2 separate regions of the Homo sapiens genome follow, and region 1 is linked to region 2. The links are chromatin loops, found by intact Hi-C in ENCODE. Cell type or tissue: endothelial cell of umbilical vein. All regions are shown on one strand. Each heading gives the region's core, and the rest is flanking DNA. Links, peaks and the distances in the headings are about the cores only. Region 1 has its middle 71 kb from the start of MACF1. Region 2 overlaps MACF1 (microtubule actin crosslinking factor 1).

Region 1 (4,392 bases), core at 159-4,158, 130 kb after region 2:
ACAATCAATTCATTACTATTAAAAATAATCTGGCCGGACGCAGTGGCTCACATCTGTAATCCTAGCACTTAGGGAGGCCGAAACAGGTGATCAAGAGTTCGAGATCAGCCTGGCCAACATGGTGAAACCCCATCTCTACTAAAAAAATACAAAAATTAGTCAGGCATGGTAGCATGCACCTGTAATCCCAGCTACTCGGAAGGCTGAGGCAGGAGAATCACTTGAACCCAGGAGGCGGAGATTACAGTGAGCGGAAATCGCACCATTGCACTCCAGCCTGGGCAACAGAGCAAGACGCTGTCTAAATAAATTAATTAATTAAATAAGATGTCAAAAAAACCCAAAAATAATCATATTATTAGCAAGCCAAGTATCCATCAACAGATGAATGGATAAATAAAATGTGGTAGATACATAAATGGAATATTATTTAGCCTTAAAAAGGAAGGAAATTCTGGCACATGCTACAACATGAATGAACCTTGAGGACATTATGCTACATGAAATGAGCCAGACACAAAAGGACAAATACTGTATGATTCCACTTATATGAAGTACATAGAGTAGTCAAATGCATAGAAACAGAAAGTAGAATTGTGGTTGCCAGGGGCTAAGGAGGGGGAAGGTGAGTTATTGTTTAATGGGTTTGGAATTTTAGTTTGAGAAGATGAAAAAGTTCTAGAGATAGATAATAGTGACGGCTGCACAACAATCAAGTGAATGTACTTGATGCCACTATATTTACCCTTACAGATGGCTAAAATGCTAAATGTTATATTAGTGTATTTTATCATAAAAAAATCAAGCGTATTGTTATTATGACTCCTACTAATAAAAAACAAGCTACAATTACATACTATGTGCCAACCAATGTGTTTTACGTATATTAACTCATTTAACCTTTACAAAAACCCTGCAAGATGGTTATCACCACCAATATTTTACAAATGGGGAATTAGGAAAAGCACACAGTTGAAAGGGGTTACATGACTGTTTAAGACCACAGAGCCAGTAAGACCCAAAGCCAGGGTTCCTTTCCACTGTAAGATGCTGCTTTCTACCCTAGAGGGAAAATGTATCTGATACAACAAAATAAAAGAAAACTGAAAACCCCTGGAGCAAGAAGGCACATGGTCAACAACAGAGGTAAAAGGAAGAATGTACTGTTAAATGTTAGAGGCATGCTCCCTGATTCCACTTATTCTTGTTAAGACTGTTCTTCTGGCCGGGTGCGGTAGCTCATGCCTGTAATCCCAGCACTTTGGGAGGCCGAGGTGGGCGGATCACGAGGTCAGGAGATCGAAACCATCCTGGCTAACACAGTGAAACCCCGTCTCTACTAAAAATACAAAAAAAAAAAATTAGCCGGGCGTGGTGGCGGGCGCCTGTAGTCCCAGCTACTCGGGAGGCTGAGGCAAGAGAATGGCATGAACCCGGGAGGCGGAGCTTGCAGTGAGCTGAGATCCCGCCACTGCACTCTAGCCTGGCGGACAGAGCGAGACCCCATCTCAAAAAAAAAAAAAAAAAAAAAAAAGACTGTTCTTCTGATGATAATATCTAAGAACTTTAAATGCAGCAAATACCTGGCCACGCAAATCCCTAGCAAACTAGGAAAAGCTGTTCGTAGTATTCACAAAACCCAAAAATGAAACTTCTCATAACCTACCTACCATGCAATTCCCTATTTTGTAAGAATTTTTCTGGACTTCTTCAAGGTCAAGAAGAAACCTAATAATTTATTTAAGAAAAAGCAACTCTAGAAAAAATGAATAAGTTCTGGAGATGTATTGTACAGCAAACAATGTATCGTACTTGAAAATTCTGGAAGTAGTAAATCTTAAATATTCTCATCACACAAAACTATGTGAAGTGACAGATGTTAACTAGCTTGATTTAATCATTCCACAATGTTTACATATATCAAAACATCACATTGTACACCATAAAGATATACAATTTTTATATATCAATTATACCTTTATAAAGTTGGGAAAAATAAAAACAGACAGGAAGAAGGAGGAGGAGGAGGAGGAGAAAGGATGAGGAGGAGGACGAGGAAGGAGAAAAGAGAAGAAAAGAAAATCTTATAGTTAAACACACACAACTATAGTAAGAGTCTGTTACAAAATTAAACCCCAGGCCCTCAAACACTAAGCAAAGCTTCACTACAAACAAAAGGGATCACAATGACTGCCTCCCCACTGATCTCTCTTCCAGGTCTCTGCTCTCACTCCAGATGGATCAGGAACAGGCCAGACTGGACGGGTAGCTCTTGGCTAGGAAAACAAGTGGCTGTGCAGGTCCACAGGCGGCGCTGCTTGTTAGCAACCAGCTCCCACCACACCCCATACCCCCAGCCCCAGGGTGGAAGCAGCCAAGTCGGCTAGTGAGGACAGAGGACAGGAAATCTGGACAGCCAGATTCCTGTCCCAGTCTGTGTCACTCAGTCAGGGATCAAGGGGCATCCAGCCAGGTTCCATTCCAAGGGTGGTGTCACTTCCCCCAGGGACTAATAGTTGCTCTCCAGCGGATTTAGGCACAAAAAGGGCTGAGTAGCGGATGTGGCAAGAGCAGAATCCACAGCATGCAGAGCTCCATGAGGGACCGAGCTTTTCTAACCTATGGGGGAGAAGGGGCTCTACCAGTGCAGGTCAAGTAGACACAGCCCAGGAAAGGGATTCGAAACAATCTTCTTAGAGCCTGTGTCTCTCCCATGGGAACAAAACAGCTTGGGTTCATGTATGTGCTTTGAATTCCTCAAATGAAAGCCATTCTGCTGAAAACAAAAGCCTCCTTCCTTCCCACCCCCCACACATCAAATGTTTTATAGTCATCAAGTGTCTCCTGGTACTCAGAAAATATGCTATCAAACAGGAAATGAAAAAAAATATCCATTTCTTCCAGAAGGAAGGGGGAGGAATCACATCACATCCCTGTAGAGACAGGAAATCAGCTGATCAGGATCCAAGCCATGCTCTAGGAAATGACTACTCCGTTTTCAATACAGGGGGCTGTGCAGTTCCTCTTAGGCTTCAGTCACTCCCTAGGTAAGAATTTCCAAGCAGGGCCATCCTGTTATGGAGTGTTGGATATTTACCAGTTAAATGTAGGAAATAAAGGCACTCCAATGCCTAATGCCAACCGAAAGCACAGCTCCTCAAACTTCCTACTTTTTACTGATGGATACAGGGAAAAGAGCCAAAAAAGTAATGCTTGCACAACACCCAGAGAAACCACAGGGACCTTTTCCAACAGCTACAGGTGACCCCAATATTTAAAGTCTGCATCCACCCAACCTGAGGTTGTGACTGGGTGTAGGTACAAACCAGAGGCTGAGAATTTTCTTGTTTGCCAACAGCAATTATCATAATAATAGCTTTACATTTCCACAGTGCAGGGCTAGGAGGGACTCAATGCTTCCTTTCTCTACCCCCAATCTAATTCTGAGCTCCTTCCTTTACTGAGGGATATCCCTCCATTTGAGGGAAATGGGCAGGTGTCTTTAGTCTCTGCTACAAAGAAGGTCACAGTGCCTTGTCCAAGGTAGTCAGATGGAACACTTCTAAAGGTTCTCCACGTAAAGGAACCGCAAAATAACTGTTACTCTAAAAATTGTTAGGCAAGTTGGGTGCAGTGGCTCATGCCTGTAATTCCACATACTCAGGAGGCTGAGGCAGGAGGATCACTTGAAGGCAGCAGTTCAAGACAAGCCTAGGCAACACTGCAAGACCCCATCTCTAAAAAATAAACAAATAAATAAACAAACAAAAATTTTAAATCCTTAGGAAACAAAAATTCTCTATATCATATCCACAAAAATTCCTTTCTTTATCCATCTCCACTTTCTAATAATGTCTCCCAATTAAATATGCTAAGCATACATCTGTCTGCAGTAAATGTATTTAAAGCTTCCCTCCACTATTCAATGCAACATACATTTATAGACACTTTGAGCTGGACACTGTCCTAAACATCAGAGATACAAAGATAAGTGAGATGTTCTCGCAGCTCTCAAGGTGCTCACAGTCTTATGGAGGGAAAAAAAGGCAAATAACTTGTTATTCAGAGGGATCTGACATCAAAAAGGAAAAACAGGTGCTGGACAAGGTGTCTCACACCTATAATCCAACACTTTGGGAGGCTTAGGTGGGAGGATAGCTTGAGGCCAGGAGTTCAAGACCAGCCTTGGCAACATAGTGAGACCCTGTCTCTACAAAAAAAAAAAAAATAATAAAACTGAGCTGGGCATGATGGCATGTGCCTGTATTCCTAGCTTACTCAGGAGATGGAGGCAGGAGGATCGCTTTAGCCCAGGAGTTCAAGGTTACAGTGAGTTATGATCATGTCACTGCACCCCAGCCTGGGTGAAAGAACAAGACTCTGTCTCTTAAA
Region 2 (4,392 bases), core at 83-4,082:
ACTACAGAGAATGGGAAGATACAGAATGGAGGGAGCAGAGATGGAAGCTAGACCTCTCTGAACACAATTTGTATTTAACTTTTTAAAATTTCCCTTTGGAACAATATAAATGATCTACATAATGTAAGGTAAAATTGAAAGGAAAAAAGCAACCCCCCAAAACTGAAAGCAAATAAAAACAAATGAACCTTAATTGTGTATTGAATTTGTGGCTTAACAACAATAGAGAGAAATTATTTCAAGTGACTTCAAAGTAATCATACTGCTAACAATAACATTCATATTGTCACTTGGATTCATATATATTACAAATAATATATATGATTTTACAGATCTCTGTGTGTGTAGGAAAAGAGTAAGTAACCACATTACTGTTGTTAAGATCAAGATTTTCAGTATAAGAAAAAAAATGATATAAAGTCAAAGAGGTTAAACAAAACCCTGCAATCCTAAATTTGAATTAGAAATATCAGTAAAAATTCATGGGGTTTTTTGTTTGTTTGTTGTTGTTGTTGTTGTTTTTAGAGATAATACAAGTATTGCCTAGCTCTGCCCACAGAAAAAGCCTAGAAATGATGGGCAACCAGCCGCGTGTGGTGGCTCACGCCTGTAATCCCAGCACTTTGAGAAGCTGAGGCAGGTGGATCACCTGAGGTCAGGAGCTCGAGACCAGCCTGGCCAACAACCCTGTCTCTACTAATAATAAAAAAATTAGCTGAGCGTGGTGGCACACGCCTGTAATCCCAGCTACTTGGGAGGCTGAGGCAGGAGAATCGCTTGAACCTGGGAGGCAGAGGTTTTGGTAAGCCGAGATGGTGCCATTGCACTCCAGCCTGTGCAACAAGAGCGAAATCTGCTTCAAAAAAAAAAAAAAAGAAAAGAAAAAGAAAGAAATAATGGGCAACCTAGGAGCATTCAGACTGTGGTCAATAAATAGAGAACCAGTTCCTAGGGGAGATTAAGAATTTCAGGCCTGGGACAGAAAATATAAAAAAAGAGTCTGGAATACCTCATCGCACAAGAAATAAAGGAAATTATCAAAGACCACTGTGGTCATGCCAAAGGACTCAGAGTCAACTTGAAAGCCTCTTTACAGCCAAAGATGGAGCTATTTGATTTTATTAAAAAGAATAATAACTGTATTTGATTGGAACATTAAGTCTGCTTAAAAATCCACAAGTCACAGTGATACTAAAAAAAAAATGGTGAACAAAGGAACTATTATTGGTCACCTTTGGAGAATCTTAGCGAACCAACTAATTATTCTGAAAACTAGTAAACAGAAAGAAATGAAATTTTTAAATGCTTCAAGGAAATGTTTCTTCTGGCCGGGCACGGTGGCTCACGCCTGTAATCCAACACTTTGGGAGGCTGAGGCAGGTGGATCACCTGAGGTTGGAAGTTTGAGACCAGCCTGACCAACATGGAGAAACCCTGTACTAAAAATACAAAATTAGCCGGGTGTAGTGGTGCATGCCAGTAATCCCAGTTACTCGGAAGGCTGAAGCAGGAGAATCTCTTGAACCCGGGAGGCAGAGGTTGCGGTGAACGGAGATTGCACCATTGCACTCTAGCCCGGGCAACAAGAGCGAAATTCCGTCTCAAAAAACAAAAAAAGAAAGAAAGAAAAAGAAAAAGAAAAAAGAAAAGAAAATGTTTTCTCTATTTAAACATTTGTTATGGCCTGGTACGGTGGCTCACGCCTGTAATCCCAACACTTTGGGAGACCGAGGTGGGTGGATCACCTGAGAGCAGGAGTTCGAGACTAGCCTGGCCAACATGGTGAAACTCTATCTCTACTAAAAACATATAAATTAGCCAGGCATGTTGGCAGGTGCCTGTAATCCCAGCTACTTGGGAGGCTGAGGCAGGAGAATCTCTTGAACCCAGGAGGCGGAGGTTGCAGTGAGCCAAGAACACATCATTGCAATCCAAGAGCAAAACTCGGTCAAAAAAAAAGGAAATTAATTTAGTTGTAGTAGTTGGGGTGAATAGAGACAGTGAATAAATTCTCCTTACCTCCCACCTATGAGACAAACATTGGGCACTCACAGTGAGGGCAGGTTTGTGACCAAAAAACAAACAAATTTCTCTAAAAGCTCCTCTGTTCATAAGAGTTCCAAAGGGATAACTGTAGTCCTCCATGAAAGCTCAACAAAGTTTCCCATCCTGCCAGACAGAGCACACCTACCAAGTTCATGTTCCTGGTTATCCCTATGCCCAAAGCTTGCCTGAGGATACCCTGTGGTTCCACAAAAATACATTACCACCACACAATCCTAGCCCTGTCCATGCTGGTGACTGCCAGCATTGCTTCCAAACTAGAGCCTCAAGAAACAAGCCTAAGCACTCAGATTTTTCTCTCAGGAATTCGGGGACACCTGTTGTTCTATCTTTAACCAGCAGGTAGCGCCAACTCCCCAGCTAGGATGTCACCTTGGCCTCATCCCTGAAGTCGGCACCCTGCCTTCTATTCCCACTAGCTATCAGCCTCTAATCCATCAGCCTCATGTGCAGCAACTGTGTATCAGAGAGAGCTGTCTGAGAAATAGCTTTGTTTGGCTGACCTAAAAGGGATGTAAAAGAACAGCCTTTTTATAAAAATAGGGCTGTACTTTTCCAATAGCAATTCAGATCTAAAAAGGATTTGCCTTCTTAGGAAGAGGAAGGCCATGTGACCATGTGAATATTCTTCAAGATGCTCTTGGGTGTGATGGCCGCTGCAAGGTTGTGCTTGCCAGCACATATACAAACCCAGATACTAAAGTATTCTAATTAACGAGGCTTGTTTAAAGGTTATTAGAGATGAGAAAAAGTCTACATTAGAGCAGGACTATGAACCTTCACTCCACCATTCTAAAGCATCAACACCAACAGCTTTTCTCAACCCTCATATTCTGAGTCCTTCAAGAGCCTCATTTTGATTCAGCTGAGCAAACAGACCTCTAATAACCAGACTGCTGAGGACAGGGCCAAACCACAAATGGGTAAAAAAATCCCTCCATTTAATTAAGCAAATAATTAGGAAGTTTTGCGTTTACGATACAACAGCTTGTCTGCAGATCAATCTTAATTTTCCTTTCCAACTCCCATCCACCTTTGTTCACTGACAAATAGAGAGAAGGAAGGCTCAATGCTGTCTGTGGAAGGCAGTGCAACTTTCTAGGCCATGTCCAAACAAAGCAACAGGAATTCCAAACTTCACATGCCCTACCTGGAAATGCAAAATAATGGTCCAGATCAGACCCAGGGTCAACTTGGGGTTGCCATCTGTGATGTCATCATTGCGAATATTCACTAGTTTCACCTGAAAAAGAAATAAAAGCACGGCTCAGAGCTCTAGGACTTTTTGTTTTGATTAAATTTTTGCATCACTTCATTATTGATTTACAGTTAAACTGATTTCTTTTTTGGTGTACAGTTCTATGAGTTTTAACACATGTATAGATTCATGCAACTACCACCACAAAACAGTTTCATCACCCCAAAAAGGTCCCTTGTGCTGGCCCCCTCCTTGTAATCAAACCCTACTCTCACCCCTAATTCCTGACAACCACTGATCTGATCCTGATTCCTTGTTTTGCTTTTTCCAGAGTGTTGGATAAATGGGATCATGCAGCATGCAAGATTTTGAAACTGCCGGCCAGACGCGATGGCTCACGCCTGTAATCCCAGCACTTTGGGAGGCTGAGACAGGCGGATCACGAGGTCAGGAGATCGAGACCATCCTGGCTAACACGGTGAAACCCCGTCTCTGCTAAAAATACAAAAAATTAGCCGGGCATGGTGGCGGGTGCCTGTAGTCCCAGCTACTCAGTAGGCTGAGGCAGGAGAATGGCGTGAACCTGGGAGGTAGAGCTTGCAGTGAGCAGAGATTGTGCCACTGCACTCCAGCCTGGGCGACAGAGTGAGACTCCGTCTCAAAAAAAAAGAAACTGTCTTTTTATTTCACTCGGCATAATGCCCTTGAGATCCCTATCCAAGCTGTTGCATGAATCAACAGTTTGCTCCTTTTGATCGCTGAGTAGTATTCCATTATAGAGATATGCTACTCTTTGTTCACCCATTCATCCATCGAAGGATATGTGAATTATTTCTAGATTTTGGCAATTATGAATATTCATGTGCAGGTTTTTGTGTGAGCACAGTAATTTCTTTAGGGTATATTCCTAGGAGTGGGATTGCTGGGTTATATGATATATGATTAGCTTTATAAGAAGTCATCAGAGTAGCTACGCCATTTTGCTTTCTCACCAGAAAAGCAACCTCGCAAGCACAAGGTATTGTGGGTCACTTTTTTATTGCCATCAGGGCCAAGATTTCTTTCTTCTTTGCCTTTTTTTTTTTTTTCTTAAGGTTCTGAGAGAGAAAGACAGAAAAGAGAGATGCCTC

What was found. Peaks named below come from ENCODE experiments on the same cell type or tissue, not always from the same donor. Only the 100,000 strongest peaks of a DNase experiment are listed, where the experiment ranks them.
Region 1: it touches region 2 in a loop (5-fold over the local background); 11 of 110 quality-filtered maps call a loop at or near these places.

The regions. Positions count from the first base shown.
Region 1 is chr1:39,131,177-39,135,568 of GRCh38, reverse strand. It overlaps a transcript of MACF1 not described here. Among named protein-coding and RNA genes, the nearest start is that of MACF1, 71 kb to the left of the region's middle. RefSeq lists enhancers at 905-1,672, 2,158-2,452. In endothelial cell of umbilical vein, for the core only: a CTCF peak has its summit at 2,288; DNase peaks (open chromatin) are centred at 2,438 and 2,918; H3K27ac peaks cover 3,333 bases.
Region 2 is chr1:39,256,851-39,261,242 of GRCh38, reverse strand. It overlaps MACF1 (microtubule actin crosslinking factor 1), which reads right to left. Exons shown (of 101, transcript NM_001394062.1): 6 at 3,215-3,307. Among named protein-coding and RNA genes, the nearest start is that of MACF1, 54 kb to the right of the region's middle. In endothelial cell of umbilical vein, for the core only: a CTCF peak has its summit at 2,390 (motif pointing right); a DNase peak (open chromatin) is centred at 2,402.